Regions from separate parts of the Homo sapiens genome. Here all the other regions are linked to region 3. The links are chromatin contacts, found by Hi-C or POLR2A ChIA-PET in ENCODE. All regions are on one chromosome and are shown on one strand. The core of a region is the stretch at or near the end of the contact, and the rest is flanking DNA. Distances in the headings are between cores, read along the strand shown.

Region 1 (2,852 bases), core at 25-2,524, 540 kb after region 3:
AGTCCAAGAGGTTCCTGTCCCCTCTAGTCACATGGCCACCCTGCCCAGACTGAGCCTCCCCTGCTTCCCTGTAGAGGGGCAGGCCCGGGTGCGGAGTGGAGGCCCTTGGTGCCCATCAGTCCCCCTCCCACAGAACAGTCACCACCACACTGAGAATTTATCATAGAATAGATTTATTTACCTGAAACCATGTCTGTGCGACGCTCATTGTTACCAGCACAGAAAGAAACAAACTGATCTCTATTTACAGTCTAAAGTCAAACATGCGCAGTGATAAATTGACATTTAGCATTTTATTAAGATAAATGCATCACAATATTTGTATTGCACCAACATCTGTCTACTGCTTCTGATTTCATTAAATAAGTTACATTTAATACAGTGCGAAATAGCTGTCTGCACACTCAGAAAATAACTGAAAATGAACTGGAGGCCTACATTTTAACCATTCAACACCTGTAGTGTTTTTAATGAATTTATAAATAAGCAAACTGTACAGGGCCAATTAAAAAGTAGCATGTTCCAATGTCACTGGAGAGGGATCTGGCTACTTACAACCGAAGGCATGCATTACAATTGAATACTGTACATTTATATAAGCTATGACATTTTGCAGAGAAATGTGGCGACTTGGCTGACGGCTTCCAAGTTCTTAGATAAGGTTACAGAGCCTCATTCCTCTTGCAGCAAAGAAACCAAACTTCTCTGGAGAGGCTTTCTGATTAAGCTAAATTGTACATCTGTAATCAGTATTTTGATTTAAAAGCTAACAACCCCATTGGTAATACACATTTCCTCCACATAACACAAAGTGAGTTGGGAAGTTTTTTACTTTTCTTTTTCCCCAACATCAGTCATGCACAGGGTTGGTAGATGTGTTGCTAAAAACGCACATGCACGCAACCGAACACCCTTACATTTCTGCAAAATGGTTTAGGAAGCGGTTACTCCAGTATTGCTGAAAAGGAAAGAGAGAGGAAATCAGCTTCATGAAATACAGAGAGGAAACGTTAGAATACCTATTTAAATAGATGAAGATCAACAGCGACAGATGAAAAGGAACATTCAGCTTGATCTTTTCAAGGTTTCAAGACCAGCATTTCTGATTTACTGTCCCTGAGGTGCCGCCCACACAGGGTAGCATCTAGAAGCACTGGCTCAGTGACACAGACTCCTCGTGTCGTCTGGCTACAGAATAAAGGCTCTGGAGGAAAACCCCATGAGGCAGACACAATCGTTGCAGCTGTGAAAGCAGCGAGACAGGCAAGAGGACAAGGTCTTGGTTAGTGGTGCAGAGGGTGAGGTTGATGGAGAAGTGAGCAGCCAGTAGCAGCACAGCCTTCCTGTCCCTGCCCTGTGGGCACCCGGCTTCTGGCTGCTCGCCTGCCTTGCCTAGCCCTGGAGAGGAAACTCCTCCGCATCATTCTCCTCAGTAAAGGAGGGTGAAGCCTACCCTTCTTGCTAACTGCAGCGGGTGTTTGGACAATTTGGTGGTTACAGTCACAGGGCAACTGCTGGCTCTGCTCACAGGCACTGCAGACGTGGTATGCTCTGGCCCTGGACAGTGGCTAGATGCTTGGTAGACACTGAGCTAATCTTGTGGTCTCAGGTCTTAGGTCTGCCCACCTCAGTCAGGGCTGAAGCTCCAGTCCGAGGGGATGTGGGAGCAGCTGTTGTGAGGGAAGTCGGCCAGATGCCCTGCTTGCCTGGGAGCTCACTGAGCTCAAGGGACAGCTTCCTCCAGAATGGATCATCTGCATTCTGCAGAGTGGTGTCCCAGTTAGGGTATGTATGATTGTTGGTCTTCTGGGCAAAGCTCAGAGAGGCCAAGGGAGGCACGGGGTGGCAACAAGCGACACTGATGGCTGGGCCTTCAGCCACCTGCCCATCAGGAAAGAATGTGGAAGTAAGTTTCAGGCAAGAGCTGCCTGACAGCAGGCACATTGCGGGGCTGGGCAGCTGCTGCCTCACTGTTAGGTGAGGGCCTGAGGCCAGGGATGTGCCAAGACCACGGTGCTGGACCTGGTCTTTATGGGTTGACCTGAGGAGGAGATGCTGAAGTGTTTTCACCCAGCAAAGCCTTCAGTGAAATGGAGCAAGTGGCCCTGCTCAAAACAGCAGTGGGCCTAACCCACTCCCAGCTGTCTGGACCAAGGGAAGTGGGTCCCTCCATGGGCTCCTCTGTGGGCTGGAGGGGTCTGAAGCTGAGAAACCATGAAGCTAACTAGGGGCTGTGCGACAGCAGGCCACACACTACTCAACTTTTTTTGTAAAGGCCACTAAGTCAAGGAACTGAGTCAGGAAAAGCTGAGTTTTGTTTGCACGGAATAGCAATAGTGCAGCACTCAAGTCAGTTTGCAGCCCAGAGATGCACTCCTTGCATTTGGCCCATTCAACCCATTTCTTGTTACACCTCATGATGCTCAAACTGGCAAAATTTACCCCCTGCCCCAAATGTTCCCTGCTGGGCAAAGCAGCCTCCCTTCCCGAGAGCCACAGCTGCCTGCGAGCAGCCTTGGAGGCTTCACAGTAAGGCTGATTTTTTTTTGACAGGGCCTCACTCTGTTGCCCAGGCTGGTTTGAGTACCTGGGCTCAAGCAATCCTTCTGCTGTGGCCTCCAAAGGGCTGAGACTTACTTACAGGCATGAGCCACCACACCCAACCACGGACTGTGCTTTTAAGAGTCGGTCTCCAGGTTCCACCTCCATCCCTTGAACGTGGGCCCTCTGAACTCAGCAGCACCTTGTCCTGCTTGATGCCTCCTAACCCTCCCCAAACTCCAACCATCTGCATTACATCTACTGGCCATCCCAGTAACCAGAGCCTAAGTACATTTTGAAGAATATAGTCG
Region 2 (2,700 bases), core at 45-2,544, 950 kb before region 3:
GAATCACTTGAACCTGGGAGGTGGAGGTTGCAGTGAGCCAAGAGCATCCCACTGCACTCCAGCCTGGATGACAAAGCCAGACTCCGACTCAAAAAAAAAAACAAAACCCAAAACAAAAGAAGGATATGTCAAGGCAGTCTTTTAGAATCTTTATGATTTAAAACCTCGTCTTCCTTGGGCCAGGCACGGTGGCTCACGCCTGTAATCCCACCATTTTGGGAGGCCAAGGCGGGCAGATCACGAGGTCAGGAGATCGAGCCCATCCTGGCTATTACGGTGAAACCCCGTCTCTACTAAAAATACAAACAAAAGAAAAAATTAGCAGGGCGTGGTGGGTGGGCGCCTGTAATCCCAGCTACTCGGGAGGCTGAGGCAGGAGAATGGCGTGAACCCAGGAGGCGGAACTTGCAGTGAGCCAAGATCGGGCCACTGCACTCCAGCCTGGGCGACAGAGTGAGACTCCGTCTCAAAAACAAACAAACAGACAAAAAACCTGGTCTTCCTTAATGTATATGTTATATGTTGATGCCTCCTTTAAAGGGTTAAGTTTCTTTGGAATGACTTGATGATTTTGAGAAACTATATACACCACCTAAAGAATTGGTAGAAATGTAAATTCTTAATCATTACTAGTAACTGTCTTGAAGGGGAAAATAACCCCAAGCTGCCAATAGATGCCTGTCCTTCAAGATAAAATGAAATTATTCAATGCACTGGGCTGACTTAACACTACAAATAAGTAAATAATACATCAAACTTTAAGCGTCAATGTTTAATTTTCATAAGACTAATTTCTTAGCTACAGCTGTCAAGACAGATAACTGGCCCTGAGTGGGCAAAATGTGCCTTTAAAAAAAAAAAAAGTTAAAAACAGGTTTTAGAAAACTTATTTTATTTGTGTAATTTTCGAACACACATTTGCTTTTCTTTTGGTTTAAGTGCAGTTAAGTCACAGGAACTGTTAACTTTTCCTAAGTAAACTCAATGCTTCCTAGGAGAAAGAAGAGGAAAAAGAAAAAGGGGAGAATACACGGAAAAGTGAGGACAACCTATTCCCCAAAGGACAGGTTTTGTACGGCGAACCACCTTTTTCCAACTGCAGATTTCCAGAAGGCTGATTTCAAACAAATCGGGAGGGATGGATAAATTCCAACTCTCCAAGTTCTGTAGACCATCCGGAAGCAAATGCTGGCGGCCTTGGGGAGTGATCGAAACGTGTAGTAGTAGTAGTAGGGCTCTCTTCGTCCCATTCATTGACACTTAATAGTGTCTCCAGGCCACTCACCTCTGTTCCAGCTGAGCACAAATCACACTCACCAGGGAAGCTGGCGGGAGTCGGACACACACCTACACCCACACCCATAACCCTTGGCCCCAGGGCTGTAAAGCGCGATCCACGGAATCCGGGGGAGGCCGAAACCCGGTAGTCGATGGAACCTCTCACTGCAAAATCTCCCTGCTTTTTGAGGCTAGAGCCGAGAAGAACGCCACAGGACAACGCGGGGGAAGAGGGGGCACCTCCCCCTTACCTTGATGGCTTTGTCCATGTCGCTCTCCTCCGACATACTCAGTGGGGCCCCCACAGCCGGGAGAGGCGGAGGCTGCTCAGCAGCCCTGTCCCCGCGCGGCCGAGGGAGCAAAGGGCTCGGCACTCGGGCCCCTGGGCCTCGTGGCGACGGGCAGCAGCCGCCCCTCGGGACCGGTGGGGATGAGGACCCCGGCGCCGGCTCTGCTTCGGCGGGCGGCTCTAGGCTGGCGGCAGCAGCAGCGGCGGAGGCGGCGGCCCCTGGGGACAGGTCTTTGTGCTGGGCCCCACGCGGCCGCCTCCTAGCCTCATCCCCAGCTGGGGAGGCAGGCTCCTGGGGTAGGGCGAGGCGGGGAGGGCCTCGACCCGGGGCGCCGTGCAAGGGCCTCGCGGGGCCGCCGCTTAGACCTGGGCTCGCCAGGTCCTAAAGAAGAGCCTGCGCCTCCGCCTCCGCCGCCTGCACCGCCGCGAAGCCGAAGCCGAAGCCGAAGCAGAGCTCGGCGCCGCTGCTCCCGCCGCCGCCTCAGCGCCACACATCGCCGGGACACCCGCGCCGGGCAGCCCCGCCGGCCGCCCTCACGCACGCGCTGTGCCCCGCGGGAGCTCCAGGCCGCCCCTCCTGCCGCCCAGCTTCGTGACTCCACGGCCCCACGCGCCCCTTGCTGCCTTCCGCTGGGGTTTCCGAGCCGCCCCCGAACCGCGCACCCGACTTGCAGGCGTCCGCCTGGGCCTCCCTAAGACACGCCGCATACAGGACAGGCCCCTGGGCCTTCCGCGGCGATGGCGCTGCGCTAATGACGTCATAGGCCCGGACTCGCGTGAGTGCGCGTGCGTTGGGGCCTCAGCCTTTATCTCCACTCTGCGGAGATTCACGCCTGGAAAACGCTCTTCTGAGAGGATCTGTGGAGGTCAACCCAGGAGAGAGAAGACAGGACTGAAGCACTGAAAGGGTCCTGCCGTTAAGGGCGCAGGATTGTATAGAATATATAATAGCAGTAGCAGCTCTGTTTACGGAGCATTAACCTTACGTGGAGTTATTTCCTGCATTTCCTCCTTTCGTCTTTACAAGGTAGCCGTTTGGCGTCGTGAGGTATGGATGTTCCCATCCCTAATTTGCAAAATAGGTAACTGAGGCTCAGGAGAGCTAGACTAGTTTGTGCACAGCCGAGAAGTGG
Region 3 (2,855 bases), core at 48-2,547:
AGATCTTAACTTCTCAACTGCCCGGGGCCCCAACCGGCTCCAAAACCCGTCTTACGCTGTGCGACTTCATCTTTTTACCCACACTGCATCTCCCTTTCTAACTTACTCTATAACTTACGTAAGTATTGGGCTTGTTGTTTATTGTCTGTTTCTCCCTGCCAAAACAGCAGTTCTGTGAGGGCTGAACTTTTTGTCATCCTGTTCACTGCCACATTATCAGGGTCTAGAGCAGTGTCTGGAACGCAGTAGGTGCTCAATAAATACTTGCTGGATGAACGAGTAACCAAAAGGACATTTGCTTCAATCAGATACACAACTTTATATGATAATAACTATGTTACATTTGAAAAGCACAACCATTGACACCAGCCTGGGCAACACACTGAAACCTCATCTCTGCAAAAAATACAAAAATTAGCTGGGTGTGGTGGTGTGTGCCTGTAGTCCCAGCCACTCTGGAGGCTGAGATGAGACGATCACCTGAGCCAGGGAGATTGAGGCTGGAGTGAGCCAAGATCAAGCCACTGTACTCCAGCCTGGGTGACAGTGTGAGATCCTGCAAAAAAAGAAGAAAGAAAAAGAAAGAAAAACGAAGGAAGGAAGGAAGGAAGGAAGGAAGGAAGGAAGGAAGGAAGGAAGGAAGGAAGGAAGGAAGGAAGGAAGGAAAGAAGGACCAAAAAAAAAGTTGGAAGTTGGAAGGAAATATTTCAGAATGTCACCAGTGATTGTCTCAGGCAATGGGATAGTGGGTGGTTTAAAATTCCTTCCATCCTTAGTTGCTTTCCAGATTCTCTACAGTGAGCATATCTTTGTCCTATAACATTTTTTGCAAAATTAAGTCTTACCATTGGAAATCAGTGCTCTCTGGACTTATTCAACAGGCATTTGCAGATCTATTTGAGCCCAAAAAGTCATAGTTCTGTAACCTTAACAAAGAGCTTGGAAGCTACTGTTCTGGTCCAAATATCACTCTACAGATGGGGAAACTGAGGCCCAGAGAGGGCAGCGCTTACCCATCTTAGACATATTTGTCATGACCCTAAGGAAGAGGGTCCCCTTATGAGGAGTGGGGAAAATCAAGGCCAATTCAGCTCAGGAATATTTTCTATCAGGTCAGGATATTCAGCTGGGGTCCTCATACCCCTCTGCTAGGGCTTGTCCTCCCTCGGTGTCCCACTGGGACCCGAGAATTCAGGGTCCTGCCCACTTCCAGGCCTGCCCGCAAAGACCTTCCCTGCAATACCGCAAATGGACGCCAGAGGACAGTGGTGACGCGCCTGAACCTCAGTTAGCAACTCAAAGGCCCGCTAAGCTCTGCGGGCCCTGGAGCACTTCAGCCTGGCTGGTCTCTGTGAGCGAAGAGGGAGCCGATGGCTCCGTTTGTAGGAACTCGGATTCCCGCGGGAATGTGGGCGGGAGGTGTCAGATCTGATTTTCCAAGGGAAACCAGAAATTCAGACTTTCATGTGGAATATCCTGGTTTTTAAATCACTGCCACTAAGAATTTAACAACTTGGGGAGGTGGAGGAGACCAAACGAAACTAAAAAAGAAGGCTGGGGCCGGGCGCGGTGGCTCACGCTGTATTCCCAGCATTTTGGGAGGCCGAAGTGGGCGGATCACGAGGTCAAGAGATGAGACCATCCTGGCCAACATGGTGAAACCCCGTCTCTACTAAAAATACAAAAATTAGCTGGGCGTGGTGGCGCGCGCCTGTAGTCCCAGCAACTCAGGAGGCTAGTTTATGAGACTCCGCCCCCAGCCCTCTAGGGAGGGGTGAAGTCAGATGTTAGAATTCTAATTGTTTTTAATTAAAAAAAAATTTTTTTAACCTGATCCCTTAGTCTGAGCAAAGGTGCCAGAAGAAGGCAAAAAGGTAGGGTCCCAGCCCCCTCCCATGGCCCATCCCACCGCCACTCCTTCATCCAGGTCTGCTCCATTTCCTATGTTTTATGTACCAGTGTTTCCTCATAACATGGGATTAAACAAAAACATTTTGTATAAGAATAGAGCTTGCAGAGCAAGCCACCACCGGGCGTGGTGGCTCATCCCTGTAATCCCAACACTTTGGGAGGCCGAGGCAGGCGGATCACCTGAGTTCAGGCGTTCGAGACCATCCTGGCCAACATGATGAAACCTTGTCTCTACTAAAAATACAAAAATTAGCCAGGTGTGGTGGCTCTGCCTGTAGTCCCAGCTACTCTGGAGCCTGGGCAGGAGAATCGCTTGAACCCGGGAGGTGGAGGTTGCAGTAAGCCAAGATCGTGCCACTACAGTCCAGCCTGGGTGACAGAGCAAGACTCTGTCTCAAAAAAAGAAAAAAAGAAAGAAAATTTAAAAAAAAAGTTTTGTAGCTTTTTAAATAAAAGTTTGAAACTTTTTTTATAAAAAGAGTTTGGACTTGGAGGACTCCTCTAGTCCAAGTGTGTGTGCCATTCTACAGATAGAGAGACTGAGAACCAGAGCACCTGCACTTGTCCTTGTGCAGGAGATGCTGTGCGACTGCAGGAGGAAAGGATGAGAGCAGCCTCAAGGTGAATGTGAGGTCAAGGTCATTTCTGGGGAAGAACCATTTCCTGTGCCTGTCCTGGACCCTTGTCCAGGAAGACCTCCTTCCGGGAGGGGGACAGAGAGTGGCATGAGGGTCCTTCAAGTCTGTCTTCCCCACCCCCGGGTGCACCTCCCACCCCACACCTCCCCATGCCCTGCCTGGGACCTGCAGGGCTTGCACCAATGGGCTTCCTTGTGCTTGGCTGCTGAGTAGCCCAGCCAGTGGGAGGCACAAGTGGGAGATAAAGGGTGGGAGGAGAGGGAGGTTGGGGTATTTGCCACCCCCTGGGCCCGTCCCTAATTTGGC
Region 4 (2,700 bases), core at 133-2,632, 610 kb after region 3:
AGATTACCTTCTTCAGCCGGTAACTCTGTAGAATGTAGAAATTCGTCAAGCAATGTGTCAAGAGGGAGGTTAAAAAAAAAAAGAGAGAGACATTTTAGCACTTCGTTTTTCTAAAAAGAACTGCTACAATTCTAAGCATCAATATCTTTAAAACACAGACCTAGCTATAAGAATATCCGATTTTTTTAGCAGAGGGCATACCACGAAGATATCTCAAGGAAGCATGCACTCTTTGTAATCAATGGCCTGAGGTCTAGCCCTAAGCGTGAAATCACTTCGGGCTCCTGAACCTAGGAGTGGTTTCAGCGATGTCATCACTTCTGCCAGATGTGTAACTTTGGGTAGGACAAGAACGGTCAGAGGCCTTCCAACGACCTCGACTCCTCATAAATCGGCAGGGGACGAGAAAACGTCTTGCCGGGCTCAACCTAGCTGCAGAAGCCACGTCCCTCCCTCCACCGGGGCCGGCTGCTGCTGGAGAGAAGCCTCCGAGCCTTGCGCGCCGAAAAGGTCGAGGGCCCGAGAAGCGAAGAGGTCCAGGGAAGGCGAGGCGAGGACCGCAGCCCCTTTCTCTCCCGCGGGGCCGGCGCGCTGGCCCGACCCTCCGCCCGCAGCTGTCGGCGGGCGCGGAGCCGAAGCCCACGAGGTGGAGCCCGGTCAGCCATCTTCCCTGGCTCTCCCGGCCGCGCCGGGCCCCTGCAGCGGAGCGCCCTGCACCTACCGTTGGAGCCCCATCTCTCCTTAAGCTTCTTGACCTGTTCCAGGCTCAGCCCCGTACTCTCGTTGACGCCGAAGTGGCCCAGCACCTCCTCCACCGTCTTGGTGTGCGCGTTCTCCATGGCTTCGGGGGCCCGGCCGGCCTCGCCTCCCGTCCCCGCGGCCTCCTCGCCTCCGCCTCGCACTCCGGCCGCGGGCTCGTGCCACCCCGGGAGCCCAGGCGCGGACGGGCTCTCCCCTCCTCCTCTTGCGGCCGCTTCCGCCTCGCCGGGCGCTGAATCACCCCGCGCCCCCTCCCCCAGACAACCGCCCCTCGCGCGGCCCCGAGCTCCGCAGGGCGGGTTGGGGGCTCCTGACCCACCCTCCCTCCCCTCGCCAGAAGGGAGGGCCTCCCTCGCCCTCAGCCGCCCGCCGGGAGGGCAGGCCGCGGCCCCCGAGCCCCCTCCCCGCTCTCTTGAGGCGATCAGAGGCCCCGCCCGGGCCGGAGGAGGGGGCGCCCGGCAGACCACTGAGGGCGGAACGCGGCGAGGGAGGCGAGCCGGCGGGGCGGTGCGCGGCGCGCTCGCCCGGGTCCCTCAGCGCCGCACGCCCGACAGCGGCGGAGGAAACTGCGGCGAAGGAAAAGGAGGTGGCGTCGGGGACGGCTCCGCGGCGGCTGCTCTAATAGCATTTATCGGCCGCTGCCTCCCCTTTCGCCGCCGCCGCGGCATGTGGACGCCGCTCATTGGCCGAGAGCGCCCAGCGCGGCGCGGGCGGCGCGGCCCCGCCCCCTCCTCCCGGCTCCCTCCTCCCGCGCGCCTGGCGCCCACGCTGCCGCGCAGGCCCCGCCCCCTCCCGCGCGCCGCCCCTAGGAACCCGGATCGAGGCCGCGCGCGCCGCGGTCGCGGGGCTGGCGGAGGGGAAGCTGGGTACCCTCTTCTGTGCCTGCGGTTCTCTGACCCACCCACCTGCAGACGCAGGGTGGGGCGCTCACAGTGGGCACGCTGCTCTGGGGCCGGTGGGCGGATGGTTGGAAGGCGAGGCCGAGGAGCTGGGAGCGCGGTCCACGCGGGGCGTCTCGAGGCGCCCTCGGGCTGATGTCCTTGGCTCGCCTCCTCGCCCTCGGTCGCCCGGGCTGCGCTCTGCATCCTAATCTGGCTCCTTCAGAGCCCCCCTCAGAAACCAAGGGGAGGAATTCCGCAGTTCACTTCCCACACAACCCAAATCCTTCATCTGTCGCCTCGGGAACACCGCATCCTACACCCCCTGCCGCCAGCTCCTTCGCACGCCAGCCCCGATTCTTCCCCAGCGGGTTCTGGGCCCTGACGAGGGAACCCCCCTCGCGGGGGGGAGGGAGAAGAGTTGATTTTATTATTAATAGCTGACGCAGCGCTTGATAGGTGTCTGCAGGGCAGTCACAGTTCACGCCGCTGGAGCTGCCACACAGCAGCTAGACTTGGGCTAGGAGGTGCTTCGCTGTGGCTTTCAGATGAAGGCCATTTCATAGACTCACTTCCCTCGACAGGAGAAAAGGGGACTTGAATCCAAAGCTGCTCTTAAACCACAGATGATTTGCTCTGCTCGGGAGGACAAAGCGCAGGTCACAGCAAGATAAAGGGAATTTTGCCAATATAAAGAAGCTACATTACTTAACAAGGGGATGGGAAATTGCATGGAATTCATGAACAAAACATGAACATATTCTCTTCACAAAGAAGAGCAGCTTTCTTCACGGAGTAGGTTGCAGAATGAAGCAATTAGTCCACTTTTGTGTTTAACAATAACGCACCATCCGCATGAGCAAAAGCAGAGCAGAAAAATCACCTCAGTTGTCTCAAGTGGCTGGGCTTCAGGACTTAAGATAAATTCCTTCAGCAGATGCAAATTACAGTGCATCACCAGCTGAAAAAATCAGGCACGTCATGTCATTTAATTATTTCCAAGGAGTGGACGTTGGCATGTAGTTTTGATTGATACTTGGAAAAGAACCAACAAAACCCTACA

What was found. A loop is a pair of places that touch in the nucleus more often than their neighbours do. ChIA-PET counts read pairs that join two places held with the same protein, here RNA polymerase II (POLR2A). Pooled maps may share reads with other maps.
Region 1: a map of CD4-positive, alpha-beta memory T cell shows a loop between it and region 3 (5-fold over the local background). The contact joins two enhancer-like sites. A Hi-C loop is called at or near these places in 4 of 168 maps with a recorded cell type or tissue (B cell, CD4-positive, alpha-beta T cell, CD4-positive, alpha-beta memory T cell and 1 more), 14 of 37 single-sample maps with no recorded cell type and 14 of 50 pooled maps. POLR2A ChIA-PET finds 5 or more read pairs at or near these places in 1 of 52 experiments (activated CD4-positive, alpha-beta T cell).
Region 2: a loop to region 3 is called in a map of vagina, with 5 times the contacts of the local background. The contact joins the promoter of MAPKAPK5-AS1 here to the enhancer-like site in region 3. A Hi-C loop is called at or near these places in 1 of 168 maps with a recorded cell type or tissue (vagina). POLR2A ChIA-PET finds 5 or more read pairs at or near these places in 2 of 52 experiments (MCF 10A and activated CD8-positive, alpha-beta memory T cell).
Region 4: a pooled map shows a loop between it and region 3 (6-fold over the local background). The contact joins the promoter of ATP2A2 here to the enhancer-like site in region 3. A Hi-C loop is called at or near these places in 4 of 50 pooled maps. POLR2A ChIA-PET finds 5 or more read pairs at or near these places in 2 of 52 experiments (H1 and MCF 10A).

What each region holds. Positions count from the first base shown.
Region 1 is chr12:110,348,398-110,351,249 of GRCh38, reverse strand. It overlaps ATP2A2 (ATPase sarcoplasmic/endoplasmic reticulum Ca2+ transporting 2), which reads right to left. Exons shown (of 20, transcript NM_170665.4): 20 at 157-2,852. Among named protein-coding and RNA genes, the nearest start is that of ANAPC7, 54 kb to the left of the region's middle. RefSeq lists an enhancer at 1,510-2,057. Within about 2 kb of position 1,274, at least 5 of the 41 ENCODE cell types and tissues checked have a DNase peak (open chromatin) inside an H3K27ac peak, as active enhancers do.
Region 2 is chr12:111,841,599-111,844,298 of GRCh38, reverse strand. It overlaps MAPKAPK5-AS1 (MAPKAPK5 antisense RNA 1), which reads left to right and starts at 1,294. Exons shown (of 2, transcript NR_015404.2): 1 at 1,294-2,700. MAPKAPK5 (MAPK activated protein kinase 5) reads right to left here and starts at 2,071. Exons shown (of 14, transcript NM_003668.4): 1 at 1,530-2,071. The coding sequence starts at 1,565. RefSeq lists enhancers at 1,386-1,485, 2,216-2,495 and silencers at 1,576-1,925, 2,006-2,185.
Region 3 is chr12:110,886,598-110,889,452 of GRCh38, reverse strand. All of the region lies in intron 8 of CCDC63 (coiled-coil domain containing 63), which reads right to left. Among named protein-coding and RNA genes, the nearest start is that of MYL2, 33 kb to the left of the region's middle. Within about 2 kb of position 1,297, at least 10 of the 41 ENCODE cell types and tissues checked have a DNase peak (open chromatin) inside an H3K27ac peak, as active enhancers do.
Region 4 is chr12:110,279,929-110,282,628 of GRCh38, reverse strand. It overlaps ATP2A2 (ATPase sarcoplasmic/endoplasmic reticulum Ca2+ transporting 2), which reads right to left and starts at 1,382. Exons shown (of 20, transcript NM_170665.4): 1 at 722-1,382; 2 at 8-25. The coding sequence starts at 839. RefSeq lists enhancers at 1-687, 1,805-1,874 and silencers at 515-1,024, 1,115-1,714.